2 separate regions of the Homo sapiens genome follow, and region 2 is linked to region 1. Evidence: chromatin loops called from intact Hi-C (ENCODE). Cell type or tissue: PC-3. All regions are shown on one strand. Region 1 has its middle 100 kb from the start of LINC01429. Region 2 holds the start of LINC01429 (long intergenic non-protein coding RNA 1429).

Region 1 (8,000 bases):
GAAGTAAAACCTAGTGAGGTGTTAAATTTAGGAGACAGGTTAGGATCAAAGCCTCTGGGTCCCCATAGTGGTTGCCTCTGCTCCTCCAGGTGTGTGACTCTGCTATAGAAGACATTTAGCCCCCTCTAAGCCTTTGTTTTCAAAGGAGTTCATTCTAAAAGCCAGTGTATAGAGGAAAATTTTGAGTATGGTCAAAAATGACCTTGCATATCTTTTCTATTATAGTATCACCATCAGGGACTGGACAGAGCTCAAGACCAGAAAATGCACGTGTGCCTCGTCTCTTACCTGCAAGAGTGCACATGGTGGCCCAGATAATTTAAATCAGTCTTCTTTTTCTCTGTCTCCGTTTTCTCTCCACACAACTGGTAGAAATCAGGTAGATTCAATGCATCTATTGGTGACTGCACTTGAATAACCATGCTGTAGGTTTTTCTAATTATTAAATATATAATTCATGCAAAGCAACTAGTTCCATGCCTGGCATGCAGTAAGCCCCTGATAAATGTTGACTTTCCTTATTATCACCATCACTACTACTCCTCTATGAGAAAAGTGTTTTTTTTCTTTTTCTTTTTCTTTTTTTTTTGCGGGGGGGCGGGACGGAGTTTCGCTCTTGTTGCCCAGGCTGGAGTGCAATGCCATGATATTGGCTCACCGCAGCCTCCACCTCCCTGGTTCAAGTGATTCTCCTGCCTCAGCCTCCCGAGTAGCTGGGATTACAGGCGTGCACCACCATGTCTGGCTAATTTTGTATTTTCAGTAGAGACGGGGTTTCTCCATGTTGGTCAGGCTGGTCTCGAACTCCCAACCTTGATCCGCCCTCCTCAGCCACCCAAAGTGCTGGGATTAAAGGCATGAGCCACCACTCCCGGCCAAGAAGTGTTTTTTTCTTTTGAAGAGATTATTTATGCCAGATTTCATGTCTCATTCTGAGTTGAGTCACCCAAGGCCACTCTCAGCAAAACTGCAGACCTGTAATTTTGCCTTCATTCCATGAGTAGTTCCATGGCACAGTCACTGGCACACGGGGGGTGATCAAAAACACTTGTTAAGTGAATTATAAAACCTCTGGCTCAGGCCAGGTGTGGTGGCTCACACCTGTAATCCCAGCACTTTGGCAGGCCAAGGTAGGAGGATCACGCGAGCTCAGGAGTTCAAGACCAGCCTGGTTAACATAGTGACACGCCATCTCTGCAAAATAAAAAAGAAAAGAAAGAAAAAAAATCAGCTGGGCGTGGTAGCACATGCCTGTGGTCCCAGCTACTTAGGAGGCTGAGGTGGGAGGATCGCTTAAGCCCAGGAGGTCGAGGCTGCAGTGAGCCGATATCGTGCCACTGCACTCCAACTTGAGCGACAGAGTGAGGCCCTGTCTCAAAAACAAAACACGCCTGGTGCAGTGGCTCATGCCTGTAATCCCAGCACTCTGGGAGGCCAAGGCGGGCAGATCACAAGGTCAGGAGATTGAGACCATCCTGGCTAACACGATGAAACCCCATCTCTACTAAAAATACAAAAAAATCAGCTGGGCATGGTGGCAGGCACCTGTGAGCCAAGATCGCGCCACTGCACTCCAGCCTGGGCGACAGTGCAGTGCAGTTTGAGACTCCGTCTCAAAACAAAAAACTGAAAAAAAAAAACAAAACCTCTGGCTCAAAGGTAAGAAGGGCAAAACAAAGGAAGAGTATCTGACAGTAGCACTTGCCTATAACTGTCAAGATTCATTTTAGTGAGTCCAGTGTTGAATTAGTCCACTGGCTTCTGCTTTTCAATAAGTCCATACACTCTTTCATTTATTCTCTATATATTTTGTACATTCTTGTCCTGTACCAGGCTCTGTGCTAGGCCTGGAGGTGCAGTGGTGAACAAGACAGGCAAGGGCGCTTAAAGTCTCCTGGGAGAGAAAGCAGTAAACAAGTACAATCCAAAAGATGCTTTCCGACTTCTGTGCTTGGGAAGGGAAATAGACAGAAGGGAAGGGAAATAGACAGATGGGATAGTCAGTGACTGAAGGGAAAACCAACTTATATAGGGATTCAGCAAAGTCCTCCCCAGAAGAGACATCGGAGCTGAGATCTGGGATAACTAAAATGTAAATATCCAGTAACAGTAAAATTAAAATTGTTCAATATGTCGTATAGCCTAAAGTGGACCTGCCATTTTCATTCTTCCCTTTAAAGAAAAAGCATTTCATTCCCATCAGGATGGCATAGCAGTTAAAATCCGAAAGTACCAGGTTCTAGAGAGAACGTGAACAGAAGGAAACCCTTATAAACTGCTATTTGGGAGTAGAAATTGGCAGACCTCTTTGGAGAACAATTGGTGATATCTAGTTGAAGCTGAAGGTGTGAATTTCCCACGACCCAACAATTCTATGTCTAGGTATGTTCTTTAAACCCTTAAAAATATCTCCTCCTAGGCTGGGCATGGTGGCTCACACCTGTAATCCCAATACTTTGGGAGGCCGAGAGGCCGAGGCGGGCAGATCACCTGAGGTCAGGAGTTCGAGACCAGCCTGATCAACAGGGAGAAACCCAGGCTCTACTAAAAATACAAAATTAGCCTGGCATGGTGGCGCATGCCTGTAATCCCAGCTACTCAGGAGGCTGAGGCAGGAGAATCGCTTGAACCTGGGAGGTGGAGGTTTTGGTGAGCTGAGATCGATCGCGCCATTGCACTCCAGCCTGGGCAACAAGAGCGAAAGTCCGGGCCGGGCGCGGTGGCTCACGCCTGTAATCCCAGCACTTTGGGAGGCCGAGGCGGGTGGATCACGAGGTCAGGAGATCGAGACCATCCTGGCTAACACGGTGAAACCCCGTCTCTACTAAAAATACAAAAAAATAGCCGGGCGAGGTGGCGGGCGCCTGTAGTCCCAGCTACTCGGGAGGCTGAGGCAGGAGAATGGCGTGAACCCCAGGGGGCGGAGCCTGCAGTGAGCCGAGATTGCGCCACTGCACTCCAGCCTGGGCGACAGCGAGACTCCGTCTCAAAAAAAAAAAAAAAAAAAAAAGAGCGAAAGTCCGTCACAAAAAAAAAAAAAAAAAAAAAAAAAAAAATCTCCAAGAGAAGTAAGGGAAGATTTAAAGTAAAACTACAAAGCAAAAGTACTTCATTCAACAAATATTTCCAGAATGCCTACATGTGACAGGCATGCATAAACGCTCTAAGAAAACCATGCTGAACGAAACCATGAAAGACTATGCCCTCCAGACAAACTGGGAAAGATACACAGTAAACAAAAGTCCAAACACTCATTATCTACTTAATGTATACCCAGTTTGTGGTCCTAGTTTTCTGCAAGAAGAAACTGAGTCTTAGAGAAATTGTCATTTGCCCAAGGTGAGCCCACCAGTGAGATGATGAACATGCCAGCCCAAGAACTTACTCCCCAGGACTCCACCTGTGCCAAGTCCAGCTTCCCCGCCATGGGAGTCTGTGAGGAAGGGAGGTGCGAGTTTCCCTTTATGCGGGGTACCTACTGCATGGCTCATACATAGTGCACCGTTTGGGGGTGGGAGTGGGAAGTGGACAGGATTGAAGAACTATCCAGAACTAAAACCTGCATAAAAGATGAGGAGTAGACTTCCAGATTATCTACCCAAGTATGGGAGTAGAATCCACGGAGCCGGCATCATTGACAAGGGAAATGGGAAGAAGGAAGGCTCCTTTCCCCAGGCCAGGGATGCCTTAAGTGGCTCCCTGACTTTTTAGCTTTCATCCTCTACACAAGATCCACATCAAGGCTCCAGAACACTCTTAGCTAGGGACATAACCAAGGAAGACAAAACCCTGGCAAATGGCTACCATAAGGGGGCAGTAAGGAGAGAAGTAAAGCCAGGCTGACCAGAACCGAAATGAGGTGTCCCCTGGTTAGGAAGTCCTGGCATCAAGGTTGGGAGGAGCACGGCATCACCCCACCCAGAGGCCTGGCAAGCCTCCCACTCCTGGGGACAGAATGACCTCATGGGGACACTTTACTTTTGATGTATAATTTTCTAACAGGAAAGTTTAAAAATACAGAAAGTAGAAAAAAAAATACAATGAGCAGCTTTGTAACCTTCTTTTAAAATAACAACTGTTAACATTTCTTTTTTTTTTGAGATGGAGTCTCGCTCTGTTGCCCAGGCTGGAGTGCAGTGGCACAATCTCAGCTCACTGCAACCTCCGCCTCCCAACTTCTAGCAATTCTCCTGCCTCAGCCTCCTGAGTGGCTGGAATTACAGGCGCACACCGCCATGCCCGGCTAATTTTTTGTATTTTAGTAGAGACAGGGCTTCCCTGTGTTGCCCAGGCTGGTCTCAAACTCCTGAGCTCAGGCAATCCACCCGTCTCGGCCTCCCAAAGTACTAGGATTACAGGCGCGAGCCACCGCGCCCAGCCACAACTGTTAACATTTCATATTAGCTTTTTTTTGAGACGGAGTCTCACTCTGTCGCCCAGGCTGGAATGCAGTGGCACGATCTCCGCTCACTGCAACAACTCCCAGGTTCAAGCGATCCTCCTGCCTCAGCCTCCCGAGTAGCTGGGAATACAGGCATGTGCCACCACACCTGGTTAATTTTTGTAGTTTTAGTAGAGATGGGGTTTTATCATCTCAGTCAGGCTAATCTCAAACTCCTGACCTAAAGTGATGTGCCAGCCTCAGTCTCCCAAAGTGCTGGGATTACAGGCATGAACCACCGCACCTGGCCGAACGTTTCATATTAGCTTTAGGACATTTTCTGTTTAAATTTTTTTCAGATGGTTATTTCCTTTTATTTCCATCTTTCTTTATATTTGACCCTGTTTTTCTTCTTACTGCATTTTGAAGTAAATGTTAGCTTATTTATTTTATTTTTTATTTTTTTTTTTGAGACAGAGTCTTGCTCTGTCACCCAGGCTGGAGTGCAGTGGCGCGATCTCGGCTCACTGCAAGCTCTGCCTTCCAGGTTCATGCCATTCTCCTGCCTCAGCCTCCTGAGTAGCAGGGACTACAGGTGCCCGCCACCACGCCCAGCTAATTTTTTGTATTTTTTAGTAGTGACGGGCTTTCACTGTGGTCTCGATCTCCTGACCTCATGATCTGCCCGCCTCGGCCTCCCAAAGTGCTGGGATTACAGGCGTGAGCCACTGTGCCCGGCAGCTTATTTATTTTTAATCCTTCTTTCCTACATTTGAAGCTATACATTATCCTTTTTATCACTGTAGGTGCATCTTGCTTTTTTTGTTTTTGTTTTTGAGACGGAGTTTCACTCTTGTCACCCAGGCTTCAGTGCAATGGCTCCATCTCGGCTCACTGCAACCTCTGCCTCCCGGGTTCAAGCAATTCTCCTGCCTCAGCCTTCCAAGTAGCTGGGATTACAGGCAAGCACCACCATGCCCAGCTAATTTTGTATTTTTAGTAGAGATGGAGTTTCACCATGTTGGTCAGGCTGGTCTCAAACTCCTGACTTCAGGTTATCCACCCACCTCAGCTTCCCAAAGTGCTGGGATTACATGCGTGAGCCACCACACCCAGCCATCCCACATTTTTTAAAAAAGAAAACTTCTGCTTACATACAAGCATGTTTAATTGTGCAATTTTCATAGATACATAAAGTGGATATATCATACATATTTTTAAAATACCACCATTATTTAATTTTCTTCTTTTTTAAAAAAAATTCTACCAACTTTTCCCTTTCTATCATAATAATCCTACCTCTTACCCAGCCTCTCTCCTCCCTCAACAATACTTAATGGAAATTCCTTTAAGACAATTTTTCCAGTTTTATCTCATTTTACTTAATATCTATATAATATTCCATGGTGTGAATGTGTCAGGATTCTTTCCTTTTGTTTCTAGAGGTTTTTTGTTGGTTTTGTTTTTGTGTTTGCTACCATTAACAATACTGTAATACACACCTTTGAGTATTTGAAACAAAAAATCCCAGGTGTCAGAGGAGAAGAAAGTTGTTCACAGTGGCCACTGTGGCAGGTATGATGAGAAGCCCAGGAATGGTGACCTCAGCTAGCCAGGTTGGCTTTCTGTCCTGCCTCCCAGGATTTCTTAAACAAGGAGGCCAGATCAGATAAATGCTAGGGTATCTCTTAGCTGACTGAACCTTTTCTAATCAAATCATTCGTTCAGGCCAGACACAGTGGCTCACACCTGTAATCCCAGCACTTTGGGAGGCCTAGGCAGGCGGATCACTTGAGGTCAGTAGTTCAAGACCAGCCTGGCCGACATGGTGAAACCCCATCTACTAAAAATACAAAAATTAGCTGGGCGTGGTGGCGGGTGCCTGTAGTCCCAGCTAGTCCGGAGGCTGAGGCACTAGAATTGCTCAAACCCAGGAGGCAGAGGCTGCAGTGAGCCGAGATGGCACCACTGCACTCCAGCCTGGGTGATAGAGCAAGATTCTGTCTCAAAAAAAAAAAAAAAAAAAAAATTTGTTCACTCATGCACCCACCCAGCAGAAACTGAATACCTGCGATGTGTAGACACTAACCTAGACACTTTGAACTTGACCGAGAAGAGGGTGGAAAAGACTCTGGCTCTTAGGCAGCTAACATTCTGTTGGGGAGAAGCAAATGATGAATGCACAGATAAATGATATCCACTCTATGCTATTAAAAGGGCTAGAATTTGGAAGATGATGGTGAAGATCTCTTTAAACAGGTGACATTTACGCTGAGCTGTGGACCTGGCCAGTAATCAAATCTGAAATTGTTTTCTATGTATTAGTGATTCTCATAACTTTAAATTTGTATGTGTTCCTATGCATTCATAGTTATTTCTGATTTTGAGAATCAGCGGAGGGCACTTTTGCAATGAGTCTAATTACTAGACCTTCAGGATCTGAGCCTGTATGTAAATTGGAAGCAAATATCTGTTTTCTGAAAATTCACCAGGTGAGTCTGATCCATAGTTGGCCTTGGTAGTAACTTTATTATGGGAGTGTCAGAGAGCAGGTGTGAGCCCCCAGACATCCAGTGAAAAGACTAGGGAGAAGGTGGGTGAGGATTTGAATTGAAAAGGCTCTTTGTGCCAGCTGCAACGGCTCATGATTGTAATCCCAGCACTTTGGGAGGCCGAGATGGGCAGATCACCTGAGGTCAAGAGTTCAAGACCAGCCTGGCCAACATGGTGAAACCCCATCTCTACTAAAAATACAAAAATTAGCCAGGCATGGTGGTACATGCCTGTAATCCCAGCTACTTGGGAGGCTGAGGCAGGAGAATCGCTTGAACCCAGGAAGTGGAGGTTGCAGCGAACTGAGATCGCGCGGCTGCACTCCAGCCTGGGCAACAAGAGCAAAACTCCATCTCCAAAAAAAAAAGAAAGAAAAAAGAAACCGCTCTCTGGGGGGACTTTCTCCCCTTGCCCCTCAGACCCTCTGCCTTTCAAAATCTTAAACTGCAAAGAGAAATATCACAGAGGCCCCACACCCACACCCCAGGAAACCTCCCAGGACTTTTTCTACGGCTTGACTTATTTGATGTGAAGTAGATATATAACAAACAGTAGTGGTCTGCCGGAACGCCAGCAGAAAGAAAAATCTAGAATTGCAAATGTAAAACTCCCGCCTTCCGACAAAGATTATGCTGATGAAACTGAAAGCTCAAACACAAGCAGAAATGATCAGATACGGGAATATCCATGAAGGAAAATGCCAGGGGCAAGTCACACGAGCCATCCCCCATCCCCTATTATTATTCTGGGAATAATAATACCTTCCTCAAAGAGATGTCCTGAGGATTAAAAATAAGACCGTTTTTCATGTCAGGCACTGAGCAACCCCTCCATGCTTAGGGAGGGCTTAACCCAGGTTCGTCTAGTTCCCTTCCCCCAAGCAAATTCCTCCTCCAACGTTTCCAATCTGTCCGAGAAATCCCTGTGGTTACTGTGTACATTATCTGGATATTTAGCTAGTAGGCTTACCCAGGTGGCATATTGTAACTTTACTCCGACAATTTGGAAAAACAAACAGAGCAGTTCTGACCTTTTCCACTGGTTTTGCTTCTGCATCCCCTCAAAG
Region 2 (8,000 bases), 110 kb after region 1:
CATCCTGGCTAACACGGTGAAACCCCGTCTCTACTAAAAATACAAAAATTAGCCGGGCGTGGAGGCGGGTGCCTGTAGTCCCAGCTACTCGGGAGGCTGAGGCAGGAGAATGGGGTGAACCCGGGAGGTGGAGCTTGCAGTGAGCCGAGATCGCGCTACTGCACTCCAGCCTGGGCAACAGAGCAAGACTCTGTCTCAAAAAAAAAAGAAAAAGAAAAATGGTGGTGGTGGAGATGATAAAACACACAATCATTTGGAGAACTTTCACCTTTTCAGAATGTATTTGGTAATGCAGTTTGGTCCTCCCAATAACTCTATGGAAGTCATTTATTTTTTCCCCCATTTCACTGAGGTTCAGAGGTTTTTTTCATTTCTGAGTCCAAGGTCTCAGACCCAGAAACAGTGACGTTCAGAGGCAACCCCAGGTCTTCTGACACTTCTGCCCAGGGACCTACTTCCGTCTTGCCAGAAAACCAGAGCATTTGCAATTCAAGCAAAGCCTAAAGACTCTCAATGCACCAGCCTGTCCTTCTGCAGCCCGGGAGTCATGCTCCCAGCAGAAGAGGCAGTGAGAAAGCGAGGGGCTCAGAAATGTACCCACTGGATGGATCAAGGCCATAGGAGCGTATGAAAGAATTTGCTGGTTCTCCCTCCATGGCCATCCCCACTTTTGTGTAGTAATAGATGTGGACACATGGCCAACCAGAACAAAGAGCTCAGCTCCCCTGTGCGGTCTCGTGACTAAATCCTAGGCTATGGGGAGAGCATTCCAGTGATGTGAGAGGCCTCGGAGGCACATCCTTCTGGGGCGTGCCTTCCCTTCATTGTCTCCCCTTTCTGCTGGCTGGATGGGGATGTGGAGGAGAGGACCCTTGGACCATGGGGATGGGAGCAACGTGCCAGGCATGGCAGCGCAATAGAGGTGGGTTCTACCAAAGGAGCTGCTCTACCCATCCTGGACTGCTTCTATCTGGATGTTGGTACGTGAGAAAGACATGGATTACTTTCTTTCTTTTCTTTTTTTTTTTTTTTTTTTTGAGATGGAGTTTTGCTCTTGTTGCCCAGGCTGGAGTGCAATGGCGTGATCTCAGCTCACCACAACCTCTGCCTCCCGAGTTCAATCGATTCTCCTACCTCAGCCTCCAGCTAATTTTGTATTTTTAGTAGAGACGGGGTTTCTCCATGTTGGTCAGGGGTCAGGCTGGTCTCAAACTCCCGACCTCAGGTGATCCGCCCACCTCAGCCTCCCAAAGTGCTGGGATTACAGGCATGAGCCACCGCCCCTGGCCAGGCCAAGATTTTTTAAATGGCAGCTCCCTGGAGGCTGAGGAAAAAGGGAGAGGGGAGCCACAGCTCATACTTAAAATGGTTCTCGCAATCGTACTGTAGCCGAAGGGAATTCTGAGTCACTTTCTCTGGTCTGTTCCTGCAGCCCCCAGCCCTGCTGCACCAGCCTCAGAAGGGAAGGCTGGAATTCCTTTCTGGGAGGGCTTTCCTTTGCAAACCCTGTGAATCTGAGGAGCCCTGTTTTCTCTGTAAATAGAGCAAGTGTCCCCACTGTGACCTAGCAACATCCTCCCAATGCACATGGTGTCTGACGCAAAATGGAGGAGAAGGAGTTGGCAGAAAGAAGGGAAGAAAAGGTGGGAAGAAGCCTAGAGAAGAATATTTAGGTTTGAAGAGTGTGATTTACTGTTACCTTGAACCCAAATTATTTTGTTTGTTTGTTTGTTTGTTTGGGGCATTTGCCAAATGTGTAGTCTCACCGTGTAACTGACTGTGTGGATGAAGCCATGTTCATCCACTGAGCTCTGAGCCATCAGGAGCCCTGGGAGGTGAGTGCGTCTCACATATCATCTTAAATCACCAGGGCTAGACCAGAAACTAAACACTTCCCCAGGTTTTCTCTCACTATTTCCTTCAGGATCAGATGCTGCCTACAGCCAGAGACCTAATGCTGTCTTTCCAGCTAAACTGGGATCTCCATGAAGTCGGGATATATCTTATTTGTTTTTATAATCTCAACAATCTGGCATAGAGTACCAGGCAAAGAAGGAATGAATGAGTGAGTGTGTAGATAAATGGACAGATGGAGGGATAGATGGAGGGATGGATGGAAGGATGGGTGGGTGGGTGGGTGGATGCATAGATGGATGGATGGATGGATGGATAAATGTTGGAAGGAAGGAAAGAAAAGAAGGAAGAATGGACAGATAGGTGAATAAATGATAGAAGGAAGGAAGAAAGGAAGGGTGAAGGAATGGATGGATAGGTGGGTGGATGGATGGATAGATAGAGGGATGGTGAATACGTGGATGGACAGATGAATGCATGGATGATAGACAATAATAGTGAATAGTTTTGAGCTCTTATTATGTTCCAGGCAATTTACACAGATAATTTCATTTAATTTTCCTCCATGACTTTCAACATATGCAAAATAAACTTCAGGAAGGTGAAATCACGTACCTGAAATGGCACGAAAGTCGATTAGACTCCTGAGTGAGTGTTCTAAACTATTATACCCTAATGCTGAATAAATGAATGAATACATGAAGAAATGACTTATCTGTATATAAATTTTGCTCCAAGGATATACAAAAGCTAGGCCAGGCATGGCATGGTGGCTCATGCCTGTAATCCCAGCACTTTGGGAGGCCAAGGCAGGTGGATCACATGAAGTCAGGAGTTCGAGACCAGCCTGACCAACATGATGAAACCCTGTTTCTACTAAAAATACAAAATTAGCAGGGCGTGGTGGTGCATTCCTGTAATCCCAGCTACTTGGGAGGCTAAGACAGGAGAATCACTTGAACTCGGGAGGTGGAGGTTGCAGTGAGCCAAGATCATGCCATTGTACTCCAGCCTGGGCAACAGAGCAAGACTGTCTCCAAAAAAAAAAAAAAAAAAAGTTAATTCTGCTCACTTCTCTCTAAAGTGACAGGCCAAGGTTTAAGAAAATCTGTATATTTGGATTTTCTGCCAGTTATAAGTGAATATTATGTGGTGAAGTGGCACATTCACAGGGGAAGGACACTTCCAGAAGGCTAATTCTGAGAAGATTCTGGGCTTTTCCCACTCACCCAACCTGATAATTAATAGGAGCCAGGAAGAAGCCCCTGAATTTCTAAGTGCCGATTCCCGCTGTACCAGCACTCCAAACATCTGAAGGAAAAACAGTTTGTTAATTGCTGTCTAGACAGTTTATTGCGGCAATAAGATCAAAACCAAGAATCCTGAGGTTTGTGGTATGAATCATGCAGACTAAACAATTGTTTTATTGCATTTACAGAGAACTTGATTTATAACTGCACTGGGTAATAAAATTCCTTCATGGTTTATCCGAAATAATTTTGCTTCTTTTACACCACTCTGTGATAATCCCACCTCTCTGGGCTGTTAAAATGTGTTCTCTGTGACATCCAAACAGTTTCTTATCAGGTATCTTGCTGTCATCAAGTAACACATGAGGGCCAGGGTTCAATCCATCCTGGCAGAGCCCTGGTGGAGGGTGGTGGCCTGGCTGGGGTGGCCTTTGTAACCCTGCTGTCATGGCTGCATCTGCTCAAACCAACAGGCGAGTAAGAGTAGGCAGCTCCTGGGCTGGGCAGCCTGTCTGCTTTGTTGGCAAAGGCCTGGTGTGATGGCTTCCTCTTTACGCCACTGACTGGATTTTGGATGAATTGGACAAAGCTGGCCAGTTCTTTGGTGCCTCTGAGACCCCAGGACCAACATCTTTCTTGTGTGCAAACATACCTGTACACTGACAGCCTGTGGAATAGAGAAGGAAGGAACAAGCCCACATGCATACACGCATCACTTCCCTCCATCCCTGCAGCTGTCCAGGGAAATGGGGCTGCCCAACACAAAACATCGGGAAAAGCTCAGGAAGTCTAAGCTCAGGCTTGCTTAAGGCCAAATGTCAGGAAGTCTCAGTTCTTCAGGCTCCAAGTCCAGTGCTCTTTGGCACCAGAAGTGACTTAAAAGATCAGCATCAGATAAATTGCAGTATCTCTCCTAAACGAGATCTGCCTGTTTTGCTCTTCCCTTTTCACCCCTGCACTGGCTGCAGCAAACTCCATGATGAAGGGCAGCAAACTCCCAACCCCTGGAATCAAACGTGAAATTTAAAAATTGACATGAAGCTGGGCGCGGTGGCTCACGCCTGTAATCCCAGCACTTTGGGAGGCCGAGGCGGGCAGATCACCTAAGGTCGGGAGTTCGAGACCAGCCTGACCAACATGGAGAAACCCTGTCTCTACTAAAAATACAAAATTAGCTGGGCGTGGTGGCGCACGCCTGTAATCCCAGCTACTCGGGAGGCTGAGGCAGGAAAATCGCTTGAACCCGGGAGGCGGAGGTTGTGGTGAGCCGAGATTGCACCACTGCACTCCAGCCTGGGCAACAAGTGTGAAACTCTGTCTCAAAAAAAAGAAAAAAGAAAAAAAATTGACATGAAATTCACATAACATAAAATTAACCATTTTAAAGTGACCAATTCAGGAGCAGTTGGTATATTCACAGTATTGCGTTATCACCACCTCTGTCCAGCACCGAAACATTTTCATCACCCCAAGTGGAAACCGTGTAGCCAGTAGGCAGTCGCTCCCCAGTTCTACCCTAGCCCCCAGGACCTGGCAACCGCCAATCGGCATCTCGCCATGGCCTTACCTATTCTGGTTAAAGTGAACAGATTCAGATTCCTATTTCTTATCAACAAAATCAAATGTGGCTTTTTGTGTCTGGCTTCTTTTACTTACTGTAATGTTTTCAAGGCTCATCCACATTGTAGCACGTATCAGTATCTCATTCCATTTTATGGCTGAATAATTGTCTGTGGTACAACAGAACTTATACAGTACTTCATCTCATTTCTGCACTCACCAGTTGATGGACATTTGGGATATTTACACCTTTTGGCTATTGTGTATAGTGCTACTCTGAACACGTATGTACGTGTATTTGAATGCCTGTTTTCTTATTTTTTGTTTTTTTGTTTTGTTTTGTTTTGTTTTGTTTTGTTTTTTTGAGATGGAGTCTTGCTGTATCACCCAGGCTGGAGTGCAGTAGCATGATCTCGATCTCGGCTCACTATAACCACTGCCTCCTGGGTTCAAGTGATTCTCCTGCCTCAGCCTCCTGAGTAGCTGGGACTAGAGGTGCGTACCACCAAGCCAGGCTAATTTTTGTATTTTTAGTACAGACGGGGTTTCACCGTGTTCGCCAGGATGATCTCAATCTTCTGACCTCGTGATCCACCTGCCTTGACCTCCCAAAGTGCTGGGATTATAGGCATGAGCCACCGCGCCTGGCCTGTTTGTTTGTTTTTGAGATGGAGTCTCACTGTCGCACAGGCAAGAGTGCAGTGGAGCAATCTTGGCTCACTGCAACCTCCGCCTCCCGGGTTCAATCTATTCTCCTGCCTCAGCCTCCTGAGTAGCTGGGATTACAGGCGTGTGCCATCATGCCTGGCTAATTTTTGTAGTTTTAGTAGAGATGGGGTTTTGCCATGTTGGCCAGACTGGTCTCGAACTCCTGACCTCAGGTAATCCAACCACCTTGGCCTCCCAAAGTGCTGGGATTACAGGCATGAGCCACCATACCCAACCTGGGTTTTTGTGTTCTGTTTGGTTTTGTTGATAATAACCATCCTAGTGGATGTGAAATGATGCCTTGTGATTTTGAAGTGCATTCTCTAGTGACTAATGATGCTGAGCATCTTGTCATGTGCTTTCTGGCCTTTTGTACATCTTCTTTGGAAGAAAATATCTATTCAAGTCCTTTGCCCATATTTTGACTGAGTTGTTTGTCTTGTTGTTGCTTTGCAAGAATGCCTTACAAATTTTAGATCCCAGGCTGGGAGTGGTGGCTCACACCTGTAATCCCAGCACTTTGGGAGGCCGAAGTGGTTGGATCACCTGAGATCAGGAGTTCAAGACCAGCCTGGCCAACATAGTGAAACACCATCTCTACTAAAAACACAAAAATTAGCCAGGCGTGGTGGCTACAAAAAAAATTTAGATCCCAGACCCTTATCAGATTTATGATTGATTTGCGAATATTTTCTCCCATTCTGTGAGTTGTCTTTTTCCTTCCTTGATAATGTCCTTTGATGTACAAAAGTTTTTAAATTTAATGAAGTCCCGGCCGGGTGTGGTGGCTCACTTCTGTAATCCCAGCACTTTGGGAGGCCAAGGTGGGACAATCACTTGAGGTCAGGAGTTTGAGACCACCCTGGCCAACATGGTGAAACCGGGTGTGGTGGTGCACAGCTGTATTCTCAGCTACTTGGGAGGCTGAGGCAGGAGAATTGCTTGAACCTGGGGAACAGAGGTTGTAGTGAGCCGAGACAGCAGTAAGACTCTGCCTCAAAAAAAAAAAAGAAAAGAAATTAATGAAGTCCAATTTATTTCCTTTTGTTCCTTGTGCTTTATTTTTTATTTTGTTGCTCATGTTTTGTGTGTTCATATCTAAGAACCCATTGCCAATTCCAAGTTCATGGAAATTTCCTCCTGTGTTTTCTCCTAAGAGTGTTATGGCTTTAGCTCTTCTGTTTAGGTTATTGATTCATTTCAAATTAATTTTTGCATATGGTGTGAGGGAAAAGTCCACTTTCATTCTTTTACTTATGGATTTCCAATCGTTGCAGCACAAATACTAAATTTGGTGAATACTCTTCCGGTCTGATTTTCTAGGACACCTCTGAGGCATAGTTGAAGAACATTTCCTCTAGTGCTTTAGGATTCAAAATCTCATTCTTCCCCATTACTGCTCTGAGACCCTCATGGACCACTTCGCCACTCAGAGCCTTTGTGGCCTTAGCTATAAAAAGGGAGTTATACTGATAGCATATTCCTCCTGAGGTTTCTTTGAGCACCCAATAAGAATTGGTGCAAAGTGCTTGATATCTAAGTTAGACAATGGTAGATAATTATTACTCATCCTACCACTGTCATCAAGATGAGGCAACTCTGTCTGAGGATGGCAAGAAACCATTCCCATTCTGGGATATGAAAACGATAATATCAGCAGCAGTGCTGTCACAATGTTCCTGACAGAACAGCAGCTTATAGAGGACAGTGAGGGTTTCCTGCTTCTGGACATGTGCTACACCCAGTACACACGCTGGCTTATTTAAATTCATTACCATAAGCCTCAGAGTGTGTTTGGGAGCCTTTGTTTGGGGAGTCATCAAAGTTATAGAGAACATCAGATGGGAATCTAAAATCAAGCCAGGCACAGTGGCTCATGTCTGTAATCCCAGCACTTTGGGAGGCCAAGGCGGGTGGATCACTTCAGGTCAGGAGTTCAAGATCAGCCCGACCAACATGGTGAAACCCTGTCTCTACTAAAAATACAAAAAATTAGCTGAGCGTGGTGGCATGCACCTGTAATCCCAGTTACTCAGGAGGCTGAGGCAGGATAATCACTTGAACCCAGGAGGCAGAGGTTGCAGTGAGCTGAGATTGTGCCACTGCACTCCAGCTTGGGTGACAGAGCGAAACTCTGTCTCAAAAAAAAAAAAAGAAAGCAGGCGAGAAGAGAGTTCGTCTGGATTAAGTCTTTTCAAGGCATTGAAAAAAAAAGGTGTGGGGGGGCAGTGGAGCAGCATTGCATTCCACAATAACACATTTATTCTATCTTCAGGTGTCACTTTCCCTCCAAAGCCTTCCCTTTTCACCACTGCAGTTGATCCATCCAGACCCTTGCAGACCCCACCCCCACTGGCTGCCTCATTCTCTCCAAAGCACTTATCCTTGTCTAATACAATGTAGATTTTGTTCATTTGTTCACACCCACCCCACTTTCACTAGAGTTCAGATGGTTTGGCGACAGAGATTTTTTTTTACCACTCTGTACATAGCACCCATGCATTTCTGGAGGTAATGTCACGTGTTACAGCCACTCTGGAAAACTGTCAGTTTGTTAAAAAAAAAAAAACTAAACATGCAGTACCACATGACCCAGCAGTTGCGCTCCGGGGCACTTATCACAGAGAA

The links. Peaks named below come from ENCODE experiments on the same cell type or tissue, not always from the same donor. Only the 100,000 strongest peaks of a DNase experiment are listed, where the experiment ranks them.
Region 2: it touches region 1 in a loop (2.6-fold over the local background); 2 of 110 quality-filtered maps call a loop at or near these places.

What each region holds. Positions count from the first base shown.
Region 1 is chr20:51,962,330-51,970,329 of GRCh38, reverse strand. No RefSeq gene overlaps it. Among named protein-coding and RNA genes, the nearest start is that of LINC01429, 100 kb to the right of the region's middle. RefSeq lists enhancers at 801-1,300, 1,301-1,802. In PC-3, CTCF peaks have their summits at 3,596 and 3,798 (motif pointing right); a DNase peak (open chromatin) is centred at 3,819.
Region 2 is chr20:51,855,747-51,863,746 of GRCh38, reverse strand. It overlaps LINC01429 (long intergenic non-protein coding RNA 1429), which reads left to right and starts at 834. Exons shown (of 3, transcript NR_110016.1): 1 at 834-922. RefSeq lists an enhancer at 779-1,345. In PC-3, no CTCF peak of the experiment used is centred here; a DNase peak (open chromatin) is centred at 3,236; H3K27me3 peaks cover 301 bases.